3 separate regions of the Homo sapiens genome follow, and regions 2 and 3 are each linked to region 1. Evidence: chromatin contacts called from ENCODE Hi-C or POLR2A ChIA-PET data. All regions are on one chromosome and are shown on one strand. Each heading gives the region's core, a stretch centred on a gene start or an enhancer-like site at or near the end of the contact. The rest is flanking DNA. Distances are from core to core; before and after follow the strand shown.

Region 1 (4,609 bases), core at 1,345-3,844:
ATGTGTTTTCAAGACCAAGGAAAAGAAAGTCCCATGAGAATTTTCTATTATCTAAGCATGCACAGGAAATTTCACAAAGGATACTTAAAGCAAATTACTGGAATTTGGTGAGCTGGTTTTCTCCCATGAATATATTCACTGGGCCTCACCAGCATAGTGATAAAGAATAGTCCTCAGTTGACATCTAAATTAAAAAGTCAAATTTTCTAATTTATTAGAAAATAATAAAAGAAATAGTTGATTTATTTCTCCATTAGTGTTTGCCATAGTACCTAGTAGCATGCATTCATTTGACCAGTTTCCCTGGGGTATTAGTTAGCAAACTTCCTGGGGGTCTTTGGAACTTAAATAAATAAAGCAGATTCAACAGATAAGGTGCATTACTGTACGAAAATTTTTATGGCTTTAGCAGAGAACAGAATCCAACACCCATACTCATTTATAGACCTGATTAACAAGAAATTTTCTCCAAGCAGATGGAGCATGAAAACTGCTGCCCCTTGGAATCAGTTTTCTAACTGAGTTTAATATTTGCATTTGGTTTTCCACTGTTATTATTATTATTGCCATTTTAACTTATGCATTCCCGCCATAGCATATGCCTCTAGGTACAAGAGGAAGGAAAAATTCAATTTTAGTGTTTGTCTTATTTGCACTTTACTTGATGCAATTTGGTTTGCCACATGGAGTGAATAAAGCTGTCATGTTATTTTTTTTTTCAAGAAGAACACAATAACTATAATGGACTGTGCATTCATTACTGAGTAGATTCATTTTTTTCTCCCATTGAAGGGCATAAAAGAGGGGATAATTTCAAAGTGAATTGAATTGTGTCTGGTGAATCATGATGCGCATTTCCGACCAAGGCATAAAACACGTCCCAGCTTTTCTGCCAGCATTTTTTTGAAGAATATTACTCAGAATGCAGTAAAGCCATATTTGTTTGGTTTTTTGCTTGTATGTACTAATTTTCTGCGGGAAAATGTAAATTAAAAGATAACCTTTGACTTCCAGAAAGTATGCTCTATGATGGAGTCTTGGCTTGCTTTCCTGGGGGACTTGAATTTCTCTTCCTTTTTTCTTATTTTACATTACCTCCTTAACATTTTCACCTACCATCTAGCTATTGCCAAATTTTTCCCTAGATGTTAAAGATCTTAGCTGTGTTCATACTACCATTCAAACATGCCTGGCCCCATCTGGAGATTCACTGTAGGGGACCCTTCAGAGCTCTGTTGGCATGAAGTACTCAAGATCTCACTAGGAAATAGCTCATTATAAGAACAGATTTGAGGGGAATACATTTGAAGACAGTGGGATAGGGTTGGAGGAGAGGATCATTTGGGTAATAACATTATCATTCAGATCATTCCCCATTTGGTTTCCTTGGAGGGCTCACACCTGTAATCCTAGCACTTTGGGAGGTCAAGGCAGGAGGATCACTTGAGGCCAGGACTTTGTGACCAGCCTGAGTAATATAAGACCTCATTTCCATAAACAAATTTTTTTTTAAATTTTAAGAGCTGTTTTTACAAAAAATCTTTAGATATTGAGAGCACAAAGAAGTGCTTTTGTGTAACCTAGGTAACTCATGGCAGTAATACAAATAATTAACATTTATTGAGCTCTTCTAATTAGTAAACATTTTGCATACATTATCTAATCCAATCATCACAGTGATCCAATGATATGGTCATTATTTTCTCCAATTAAGGCTTAAAAGGGATGTGTAACTTGCCTGTGGACACATAGCTCAAACATGGCAGATCCAGGATTCTATGTACATCTCTCTGAATTTAAAATCCACACTCTTGACCACCTAACAATACTGTCTTTCACCAAGAAGAACTGGAGCATGCTGTAGTACAGAAAGAAATGATGGACTGAGAAGTCATCATATGGGCCTACATCTGCAATGGAGGGTGGGAGAACAGTGGGCTTTAATGCACACTGAAAATGGATGCCTAATGCCTGCATACACTTATCAGAAGCCTCTTGTTGGCTTCTTGGCAACCTCTCAGCTGCTGAGCAGAGAAGAAGAAAGTGGCTCCTGGCAGATGGTGGCCAAGATGAGAATACAAGTGAAGTAACTCCTGGACTTCCCAGAACAATTAGGGAGAGATTCAAAGGTAACTGAAATTCTTGTAGGGGAAACTGGGGGCAAACTAAAGCAAATTCTGTTTGGTTACTGTTTTTAACTCCAGGCTGGGTAGGCCTAGGGAAGCAGGATATGCAACGAACCCCACAAATCAGGATTTTGCTTATGATAAAACAAGGCAAATGGCCCCCTGCTTTCATCTTTTGATGCTCTTTAATTTTAGCTAGTGACTTCTGAAAGAATAAAAACAACTCTGAACTGCTCTATTTTCTTCCCTCCAAGCTTGCTTGGAACAGGACACGTTTCTGCTTTTTTCTCCCTAACTTCATTTATTATTCAAAAACTATTGCTAAGTATAGGCCTTTTACCCAATCAAAAAGTTCTAGATCCTCTATCCTATTGGGCCGCCCACTCTGTCTAAGAGACAGTGAGCAAGGTACTGGGGTATTCCAAGATGACTAAGCCACGGTTCCCTGCTCTGACTCACTTTCATTCTTACGGAGGGAGAGAGATCAGTGTATCACTAACCACACACAAGACAAAATAAGACAGATCTACACGGAGGCAAAGTAACAAAATGCACAGGGTGCTTTAGGCAACAAGTGGCATTCTTGCATGGGGGCTTTGCCTGTCTTCTGGCGTATGTTTTGGTAGGTGTTATTTCACACTATTCTTCCCGGCCTTCCCACTCTGCTCCTGCAGTGATGTCATACTCCCTGGGCTGTCTCTACAGTCACTTTCTTTTTCCCTTTCTAAGTAAATCCTGTCTCAGACACCCACTGAAATCTCTAAGATCCTTCTCAGAACCACCTTCAAATCAAGCTACTAACAGCATGTTCTTGCCAACCATTACTCTCTAAGTCCATCTGTCTTCCTGTCTGCTCAGACGAGTCAAAAAGTATTTCTAGATCTTTAACAATCTTTAAGCCACATGGGGAAAATGCATTTAAACTCGCTAATAAGACCACAGACTAAGGGCAAAGCACTAAGATCGAATTTTATGTACCCAATTACTGCCTTAGATGTCAACCATTCAACAGGGGGTTCTTAATAAGCTATGTAAAAGAGAGTCTTTGAAATGGTTTGGCCTTTTCTCTTTCCTTTATTAGCTAGAGTCTATCCTACTCCACCGAATGAGCAGCTATAAAATGCAGAAGAGAGCAGCGGCAACAAGGAAAAGGCTTCATGATAGCAGGGGCTGGTCTGTGTTACTCACTGCTGTATATACACTGCTTAACGCATAGTGCTACTAAATATTTGCTGAAAGACAGGAGAAAGACAGATTGAATTACACACTGGACTTGACTTGTACCGGATGAACTCTGAGGTGCCTTCTCACTGAGATTTTGTGACCTAGTAAGAGTGAGAACTTAAGTTTGAAAACAATTTACATTAAACTCATCAAATTGTATTGTTTCCTAACCCATGTTCTCAGTATAACAAATTGCTAAACAGTGTTAAGGCCAATATTGGGATCAAATAAGGGAGAATAGAATCCAGGCAATGGAAAGAATTTCAAAAGACCATTTATTTTATCCCCAGTTGGCAACTAAACCATCCCAAAAAAGGATGTAGAATGATCTAATGGGAAGAGTGCAGGCTCTGGAGTCAAAGCTGGGTTTGAATTCCTATTCTGCCACTCACTAGTTGCATGACTTTGGACAAGTTAATATCTTTGAGTCTCTGTTTTCTCTTTTATAAAATACAGGCCATAAGAAAATATCTTGGGGTGTTTGTGTGCCTTGCACAGGCTGCCATAGAGGGACCTCAGAAATGGGTCGGTTCCGTTTCTCCAGAAAGCTGTATGCACATAGTGAAATATTTTTTAAAGTTGTGTCTCAGCTTCCTTTAGGTATCAGCATCTTTCAAATTTCCTGAGCCTTATAATTTTACAAATTCTGGAATTCTGCTGAAATAAAAGGCCTTTTACTTTTTGTTTTTAATGTTTTACTTACTATTTGTTGGACTATCAGTTGAAAAATATCACTGCTTCTGAATCCTCATTTGTACAATAACCCTTCACAAATTTCAAGATCATTATCAAGTCCCTTGTGTGCCTGTTGTTTCCCAGCCCTCACTTTGCTTCATTTTTGAGAGGTTTTAAAGAAAAGAATTCTTTTAAACACTTAGTGTATCATTAGGTCTTAACCTGCTTGAAGACAGGCCCTTGTTTTCACTCTGGCGAAGCAGAACCTAAAACATTAATAGGAATTCTAACTATGGAAGATACATATCAAAGCCAGAGGAAAACAAAGTATTATCTCCTTCTACTAAATGAAGGTTAAACTCCTTCCAAAGACTAAGTTTAAAATAGTTGTTATGCAGCCAGTCAGCATGCAAGGTGACTGGAGATAGAGGAATCTTGGCCCCAGACGGGAAGTGTTTAAAAATGGACAGAGGGTTCTGGGGTAAACTCCTCCAGACCAGAGACTGAGTCTTAATCCACAGCGATTCCCTGGGACCAGACTCATGTCTGGCACCCTTTATTGGCTAGAAATCTCTGTTAAGCAG
Region 2 (4,609 bases), core at 765-3,264, 57 kb before region 1:
TATTTTGTGGATGTTGAAAATAATTTTTTGATACTCAAAAATTTCATTTATCTGTTTAAGGCAAAAGTATATCTATACCTATTTGATTTTTGTGGACATATTTCAGGAAGCAGATGCAGATTTCCTGGTTGTTTTAGTTTTGTTTGTTTATTTGTTGTTGTTTTTACCTGAAAATGATGGCACATTTCTTCTTGACACCATCAGGGACACAGAACTTTTATCAACACTGTGTTTACCTTGTAATGCCTATCCTCAGATGAACTGTGTTCCCAGATCATTGGATCCTTGAGGTCTAAAATAGTAACTGAACAGAAGAGGTGATGAATATACATGCAAAATGAAGAGAGGGGAACATTTCACAGAGAGATAGAATAGTAGCCAACCAAAATGGACATAAAGTTTCAAGAAACAAAAGTTAATTACTATGGCAGAAATCAGGTTAAAAGAACTTTAGGTATAATGGATTACATTGTGTTGTACTAGGGTTGATAACTCTTTATTGCCGGTTACGTTGGGCTTGAGGAATATTGAAGGCAAGATTCTGGTGTTTCACTTCATGTAGTAAAATCTTATAAAATATAATGATAAAGATCACAGCACCCTTCCCAGTACCTGACACACATTAGGTACTTGGTAAATGCAAATATCTTTGTAGAGAATGCTTATCTAACACTTACTATGTGCCAGGTACTCTTCCAATGCTTTATATACATTAACTCATTAAATCCTTACCACTACCCATTTTGCAGTGGAGGAATTGAGCTTCAGAGACGTTAAGTGAGTTGTCCAAGGTCACACACGGCATAGCTGGGATTTGAAATCTGGGCAGTTGGGAACCATATGCATCCTTTTAACTGTGATACTCCACTGCTTCCTTGTAATCCATGAAGAACAACATGAGGAGTTAGCATTGCACTTATTTTCAAGATGACTGAATTTAAAATAACTTAACCTTTTATGTTGGAACTATTTCTAAGATACATCAATTGTCTTCCTAACACAGATCGCATATTTTCTGATATTAGAGGGTTATGAAATATGAACACCAAATCTGTGTTTTGCTTAATTATTTTTATTTTACTCTACGCAGAATGGTCCCACACTGAGAAAATGTTCATGAATTTTTTTTTCCTGCCATTTTGATTTATCCATTTCTTTTATCATTGTCAGTTCTGTCATTTCTTGCCACTTTCAGTTGCCTGACTTGGACAGCATCCTTTTTATCTCTTTGCAACAACTATTTCCATTTTGCTATTAGAATTGTATCTTAAATAAAATAAATAGATACTGGGGAGTGCTCTAAGGCCCTTTTCTGTGAGTTCAGAGCATAAGAGAGAGGGTTCAGTTTGTAAGTATTTCAGTTGCTTACCCTTCACTTAGCTGCTTTGCTTATTTCCTTGGCTCAACTCCTAATCATTGAGATCACTTCTGGATAAGTGAACTAATATATCACACGTTTTGAACACAATGACTTAAAATAGTTAATCAGTTACCACTGGTTATTTTATCTCCTCAATCACATTACTAAAAGACATGCCATTCAAGGCAAAAAATAAATTGGCTGTTTATCTTCTAAAAAGAATGCAAATGTGACTCATTATATCATTTAAAGCCCGATTTCCATCATCTGGGAATTGGGGCACAGTGGTTTATCTTTAGTTTAACAGAGAAATTTTCTCCTGTGGTGAATGCTCTTAATGATTCCTGGCATCTGAGGGTTTAGGGTCGGATGTGGGTTGTTTCTTAGGAGGTATTTGGTTCCTCAAGTGGCATATGAGGATGTAATCCCTGACTGACACCATTTCCCTTCCTTATACCTAAATCCTTACAGTGAAACCACACGGTTATTTTCTCTTTGTCTTCCCCAACACTAGAATTATTTCAAGCATTTTTAGATGGATGGAGTTTTTGTTCCTGGCTCGTTCTAGTGGAAACAGAGAAGTCCTCTGTCTGGGCAGAGTTGGGGCCAAATTGAGCAGGAAGCTCAGCTGCTATGTCAGACCCAGCTGAATTTGGGAGATAGTTGCTGGATGCGAACCAAGGTGTTTGTAACTACCAAATCTTTCATGATCTTTGGTACTGCTTGCCTCTGTGACATCTCAAAGCGTCCACATAGGGAAGGAGGCCCAACTAAGTACTATGGGGAAATTTCACAGGGGGAAAATAATGGTTTCCATAGCTTAGAATTTTTTCACAAGGGCACTCAACAAACCTGAAACAGGTCACTCATAGTTCCAAGTGGGAGACTGTTCAATGATGAAGAGTTACTTGACTCTCAGGTTGTAAATATAACACTCAAAACTTGTGATTTATTGATCTCACGCCTGGTGACTATTTTATCCTTCTGTAAATGGAACCAAAGTGCTATTAAGTAGTCTTAGTACATCAATAATACATGTCCCTATTAATTATGTGGTTAGTGAACTTTCAGTGTGAGACGTCATCTGAGTTTATCAAGTAACAATTATGTAGAACTTAAAAAGAAATCCCCATTTCAATTCTTTAAGATTATATACTTTATATCCTTTAACAACATCTAAATTCTTCCCAAGTTGGATAAACACATTATCAGATTCATTCTCTAACCACATTTAACTAATTTACTTCCAACCCCACCACCATTACCTTGCAGACCACATAGTCAAAGAGGTGTTCAATTTTGACACTGAGTTACAGGCAAGGTAGTTTCCTGATGGGTGAATTATTAATATTCAAGATAAATCAGGTTACCAGGCAACTTTCCAAGCACGACTTTTTACAGCAATAGCAAATGTAACTGGAGCTTTCCAGAAATGAATCGTGGTCCAACCTATTACCCATCAACTCTTCCTGGTTTTATGTGTGATAGAACACAGCCATGAAATCTGAACTCCATTTTTGAGGTAGTTATTGAAACACCAGTTATTTCTAAGAATAGCAGTGACCATATATTAATAGCCAATTAAGGCATTAGTCTCTGCTCACTGCTTGCTTCCAACTTATTCCTCGGTCAGCCTGGAGAACTGGGTTGTATTTGAATAACAACGAGAGGAAAAGGTCCTGCTGCTATTTTTTTTTCTCAGCAGCTGACTCTGGGTGACAAAATGAATTTTTCTCACAAAACCCCAGAATATAAAGCTGCCAAATTTCTCCTTTTGTGGAGGTATCTGAATAAGAAATGTGGAAGATGGCAATTTTCTAAGAACAACTGGCTTAAGAAATAAAAAAAGTCAGATTCTCTAATTGATAAATGAAAAAAACACTTGTTTAAAATACTGCCCTACAATTGGTTCTTTTTACTTTCTCCTCCTTCCATCTTTGAGAATTTTTCTTCTCTTATCGTCCTACTAACACCCATTCACTTCTCACCTTTCTTCAGGTTCCAAAAGAGATTTACCTCATTATCAGGTATTTCACTCTGCTTTGTCCTTACCAATGGAGTCATCAGTTAAGGGTTTTATCCAGAGTGACCAACACAGTGCCTGGTTTCACTGTCCCCTTGCTGATGGAAGGAGAAGCCATTTAGTCACCAGATTACAGCTGAGGATAAGCAGGGGTAAGAAGGAGCAAGGATGTCCCCTTCCGTAGCCAGCTCTCATGGACTGCATTGGCTCATGTCCTTCCTGAAAAGAGTCTCAGGCAGTGAAGGGAGGCTGGAAGGAAGAAAAAGTGAGAGAATGAGGAGAATTGTCATTGCCACCATGTACTGAGGGCCTATTTGAAATCAGGATCTTCCTTCATATTAGCTCATTTAATTCCCACAACAACCCTGCAAAGGATTATCATCCTTCTTTTAATGATGGAACTTGTGAGGCTCAAAGAGTCTAAGCAACTTGTACTGGATTCCCAGTTGGTAAATTGCAGAGCCAGAATTTGAAACCAGATCTGTGTCACCCAATGCTTGATCTGCTTCCCATCCTTCTAGTATGGAGCCCCCACAGAGGCAAGAGGGAGGGCAGATCAAGGTCCTCGGGTGCCCCTACTCCCTGCCTTCCTCACCATGGAGTCTCAGTGATTGAGATTTCCTGTGTCCCCAGCCAAGGTGTCAGTGAAATCACTGGGTTCTCAGCTGCTACTTTCCTTAGGGGAGACAAAGCACTTGTCCTCCCAAACAGTACCATCACTCTACCTAGAAGGTGTTGATATTCATCTATAAAGATGACTTGGTTACTCACTGCCAACCAAATATTTTTAACAAGCATTTTTTTTGGGGGGCGGGGGGGTGGGGAAATATGGTTAATAAATCAGAATTGGTCCTGCTACAATTTTCAAGCTTCTATTTAATATATGAGATGACTGATACACAATTACAATAAATATAATTCCAATTAAAATTAATACAGCTACCATTCATTGAGTATAAACTATGATCCAGAAACTCATATATCATTTCTAATTACTCCTAACAACATGGTGAAGTAGATGTTGTATCTCCACTTTACAGATGAGAAAATAGAGTATCAGGGGAATTAAGGAAATGCCCAAAGTTAAACAACAAGAAAGTAGCTGGGAAGTGACTGGAAATCATGTCTGTGTGTACCCAGACCACGCATTTTCCACTCCATCACAGCTGCTCCTTCTCCATGCTGGCCAGGTTGGAGGGAAGCCTGGCAAATCTGCCTTGAGTGTG
Region 3 (4,609 bases), core at 1,384-3,883, 36 kb after region 1:
CCTGCCCCATCACACACATACATAGCTTTTAGAGAAAGAATCTCCAAGACTAAGACTAGAAGTGTTCAAGTCTATCTGGGCCCAATTTTGTCACCTATTTACTGATGGATAAGACCTGCCCCACCTACCTTTGAGGGCGATTGTGAGGATAAAATAGAAGAATATATCTTCAAATCCTTTTAGAAACAAATGGAATATATTAATTAACTCTGCCAAGATACATACTGAGGGAGAAATGGGATATTTTGTAGAACATGAATATCATTCCCTCATCAATAAACACATTTATTTTCTACTCTAAGTCATCCAACAAGCATTTATTAAGCACCATCCATACAGAATAAAAAATGCTACTAGACTTTTGATGGAAAGAAATCATACAGTTTTAGAACATGAAGGTGAAATTGTAATTATTTCTGGGCTCCAGGCAACTAGAAATGTTTTTATTAAGCTTAAAAATGCTTTCCTTATTTCTCTATGTGAGCATGAACCAGGGTTGCAGAAAGTATACCGGAATTAAAGCCAGAACTCATTACCATACTTATGTAATCAGACAGAAATCACTTTTGTTGAAGATTTTGCTGAAGTCTTATTTATATGAACTCTGCCTCCTTTGGTTTGGCTGCCAATATCTAAGGCTCTTGAATTCCTAATCTATACATCACATATGCTGAGAGCTCACATCCAAGGAGCTGCCCAAAGAAAACACCAGAGTCTTCTGAATGAAGGGGCTTCTCAGAACTTAGGAATTTAGATCTTATACAGAGCGTTTGAACATAGAAAGGCATGAGCAGTTGTTTGTTTGCTTGTTTGTTTGTTTCTTAAGTTTTAAGTTCAGGGGTACATGTGCAGGTCTGTTGATAGGTAAACATGGGGGTTTGTTGTTCCGTGACATTAAGTACATTCACATTGTTGTGCAATCAACTCTACCATCCTTCTCTAGAACTCTTGTTTATTTCTTTTTTTTCTATTTAACTTTTATTTTAAGTTCAAGAGTACATGTGCATGTTTGTTTCATAGGTAAACTTGCGTCATGGGGGTTCGTTGTGCAGATTATTTTGTTACCCAGGTATTAAGCCTAGTACCCACAGTTATTTTTCCTGATCCTCTTCCTCCTCCCACCCTCCACCCTCTGATGGGCCCCAGTGTGTACTGTTTCCCTCTATGTGTCCATGTGTTCTCATCATTTAGCTCCCATTATAAATGAGAACATGCAGTACTTGGTTTTCTGTTCTTACATTACTTTGCTAAGGATAATGGCCTCCAGCTCCATCCATATTCCTACAAAGGACATGATTTCATTCATTTTCATGGTTGTATAGTATTCCATGGTGCATATGTACCAGATTTTCTTTACTCATTCTACCATTGATGGGCATTTAGGCTGATTTCATATCTTTGCTATTGTGAACAGTGCTGCAGCAAGCATACATGTTCATGTGTCTTTATAATAGAACAATTTATATTCCTTTGGGTATGTACCCAGTAAAGGGATTGCTGGGTGAAATGGTATTTTTATTTTTAGGTCTTTGAGGAAACCTTGGACTGTTTTCTATAATGGCTGAACTAATTTACACTACCACCAACAATGTATAAGCATTCCTTTCTCTCCACAACCTCCCCAGCATCTGTTATTTTTTGACTTTTTTGTAATAGCAATTCTGACTGGTGTGACATGGTATCTCATTGTGGTTTTGATTTGCATCTATAACCAATTGTTTTAAGACAAACCAGGTACATTAATTCTTTAGTCAGTTTCCAAAGCATTGGCTTGATATGTCTGGATAGTCTAAAATACATATTATTGTGTCTCAAGGAATCTAAAACCCACTAATTCTGTTATGGCAGAACCATAATTCTATGCGCATGCTTAAGAGGCTTATTTTTTACATTGTGTTCTCCAGTTTTTTTCCTCAATTTATGGCAAATTTTTTTGCAAATTGAGTATTGAAAATAACAGCTAGTGGGGAGCTCTGGAGGAAGAACAGCTGTTTTTAAACATCTATGAGAAAACAAAATGCCAAACACACTTACGACAATTTTGAGTCAAAAGGGTAGCTGAGTGAATTGATAGCTTTGTCATCTGTTCAATGAATATTTATAGAATGACTTTTAAATAAATATAGCAAAAGGAAGCTAGTGAGTTACAGATAAGGAAATAAAGAAGAGCTTGCAATGTATCTGGGAAGATATATACCAGCATGAAAATGTCATCTGAGTGGCTTCCAAGATGGCCGAATAGGAACAGCTCCGGTCTGCAGCTCCCAGTGTGATTGACCCAGAAGACAGGTGATTTCTGCATTTCCAACTGAAGTACCTGGTTCATCTCACTGGGACTGGTTGGACAGTGGATGCAGCCCGCGGAGGGTGAGCCAAAGCAGGGTGGGGCGTCACATCACCGGGGAAGCACACGGGTCAGGGGATTTCCCTTTCCTAGCCAAGGGAAGCTGTGACAAACTGTACTTGGAGGAATGGAACACTGCTGACCAAATACTGTGCTTTTCCCACAGTCTTAGCAACCGGTAGACCAGGGGATTCCCTCCCGTGCCTGGCTTGGCAGGTCCCACGCCTACGGAGCCTTGCTCGCTGCTAGCGCAGCAGTCTGAGATCAACCTGCGAGGCTGCAGCCTGGCAGGGGGAGGGGCATTCACCATTGCTGAGGCTTAAATAGGTAAACAAAGTGGCCGGGAAGCTCAAACGGGGCAGAGCCCACGGCAGCTCAGCAAGGCCTACTGCTTCACTAGACTCCACCTCTGTGGGCAGGGCATAGCTGAACAAAAGGCAGCAGACAACTTCCGCAGACTTAAACATCCCTGTCTGACAGGTGTGCAGAGAGCAGTGGTTCTCCCAGCACAGTGTTCGAGCTCCAATAACAGTCTCCTCAAGTGGGTCTCTGAACCCCCTGTAGCCTGACTGGGAGACACCTGCCAGAGACAAGATTAGAGAAAAAAGAGTGAAAAGAAATGAACAAAGCCTCCAAGACATATTGGACTATGTGAAAAGACCAAATGAAAAGACCAAATCTACGTTTGATTGGTGTACCTGAAATTGATGGGGAGAATGGAACCAAGTTAGAAAACACTCTTCAAGATATTAGCCAGTAGAACTTTCCCAACCTAGCAAGGCAGGCCAACTTTCAAATTCAGGAAATACAGAGAGTACCACAAAGATACTCCTCAAAAACAACAATCCCAAGACACAATTTAATTGTCAGATTCACCAGTGTTGAAATGAAGGAAAAAATCTTAAGGGCAGCCAGAGAGAAAGGTTGGGTTACCCACAAAGGGAAGCCCATCAGACTAACAGCAGATCTCTCGGCAGAAACCCTACAAGCCAGATGAGAGTGGGGGCCAATATTCAACATTCTTAAAAAAAAGAATTTTCAACCAAGAATTTCATATCCAGCCAAACTAAGCTTCATAAGTGAAGGAGAAAATGTCATCTGTCACCGACAATGAATGCGATATGTTAAGTGAACAGCAGAGTCAGTAATTTCTATAGGTGAGAAGAAAGATTACATGAGATTTAGAGTGACAGGAAAAAATTCATAGGAAATAAAAAAAAAAACCTGGCCTTGACTTGGGTGACAGGTAGACTTTGGCCAGGTGAAAAGGAAGGGAAGGAGAAATATTTTTGAGAGGAGCACTAATGAAAAAAAAAAGATGCAGAGGTAGAAATTGTTAATTCATTCAAAATAGGGATCATTAAGTTATTATAATGTCCAAGATGCTATGATAACTTTCATGGATACAAAATTGAATTAACCATACTCCGTACCCTTACAGAGTGCACATCTAGTTAGAGGACACAATTATAACTACCAGTACTACAGTACAGGTTCTCCAAAGTGAGGGGCAGACTTTCCAGGAAATGTGGAAGATGATCTTTTGGTACACAGAATAAAATAATAGATTTTCCAGTTACATTGTTTTTTAATTTTTATCATTTTAAATTTGTATATGTTTTATGTATAAAATGCAGTACTATATAGTATGCTTACATAATTTAAAAATAAGAATACATATTTTAGTGATGAGTGCTCAGAAATATTTGCTGATAATAGAGCAAGACCAAAAACTACTGTCATGGACTGGATGTCCAGGTCATGTTACACATGCCACACTGGTAGTGTAAAAAAATCCTCTGAGAGCCAGACTCCTGAAGTGGGGGAACATCCACAGGGTGCTGGAGGAGAGGGTGAGGAGGAAGGGATGGAGAGCAATGGATATAGATCAGAGACTGGGACGACATTTAGAAGGTCATGAGTAGCTTAATCTCACAAAAGCCTACAGGTCTTATAGATGATATGCGACTACTAAACCAGGCTGCCTTTCTGACAGTGCAAAGATAAATTGTCATCTGTAGAGGAGTCAGTCATACCTCATTCAAAAATGCTGTAGAAATTGTAGCTAGATAATTAGCCCATAAGAAGGCCAATTTTTTTTTACAAGTTCTTTGATTCTAAACTAGGTATAAGAGTCCCACCCGTTACCGTAAGTTAAACCTTCATGATTCATATCCTTTTGAAGCTTCTATCCACAAACTGTAATATTCTCTATTCAAGAAAGAAGACTTCCATTAAGAAACCCATAAGGCTGAAGTCCTCTAG

The links. Hi-C counts contacts between places; a loop is a spot of excess contacts on that map. ChIA-PET counts read pairs that join two places held with the same protein, here RNA polymerase II (POLR2A). Pooled maps may share reads with other maps.
Region 2: a map of psoas muscle shows a loop between it and region 1 (2.4-fold over the local background). The contact joins two enhancer-like sites. A Hi-C loop is called at or near these places in 3 of 168 maps with a recorded cell type or tissue (gastrocnemius medialis, psoas muscle and transverse colon) and 1 of 50 pooled maps. POLR2A ChIA-PET finds 5 or more read pairs at or near these places in 1 of 52 experiments (OCI-LY7).
Region 3: a map of gastrocnemius medialis shows a loop between it and region 1 (3-fold over the local background). The contact joins two enhancer-like sites. A Hi-C loop is called at or near these places in 1 of 168 maps with a recorded cell type or tissue (gastrocnemius medialis) and 10 of 50 pooled maps. POLR2A ChIA-PET finds 5 or more read pairs at or near these places in 2 of 52 experiments (PC-9 and activated naive CD8-positive, alpha-beta T cell).

The regions. Positions count from the first base shown.
Region 1 is chr12:67,826,221-67,830,829 of GRCh38, reverse strand. No RefSeq gene overlaps it. Among named protein-coding and RNA genes, the nearest start is that of LINC02421, 99 kb to the right of the region's middle. RefSeq lists an enhancer at 1,897-3,096. Within about 2 kb of position 2,594, at least 15 of the 41 ENCODE cell types and tissues checked have a DNase peak (open chromatin) inside an H3K27ac peak, as active enhancers do.
Region 2 is chr12:67,882,937-67,887,545 of GRCh38, reverse strand. No RefSeq gene overlaps it. Among named protein-coding and RNA genes, the nearest start is that of LINC01479, 44 kb to the left of the region's middle. Within about 2 kb of position 2,014, at least 2 of the 41 ENCODE cell types and tissues checked have a DNase peak (open chromatin) inside an H3K27ac peak, as active enhancers do.
Region 3 is chr12:67,790,380-67,794,988 of GRCh38, reverse strand. No RefSeq gene overlaps it. Among named protein-coding and RNA genes, the nearest start is that of LINC02421, 63 kb to the right of the region's middle. Within about 2 kb of position 2,633, at least 2 of the 41 ENCODE cell types and tissues checked have a DNase peak (open chromatin) inside an H3K27ac peak, as active enhancers do.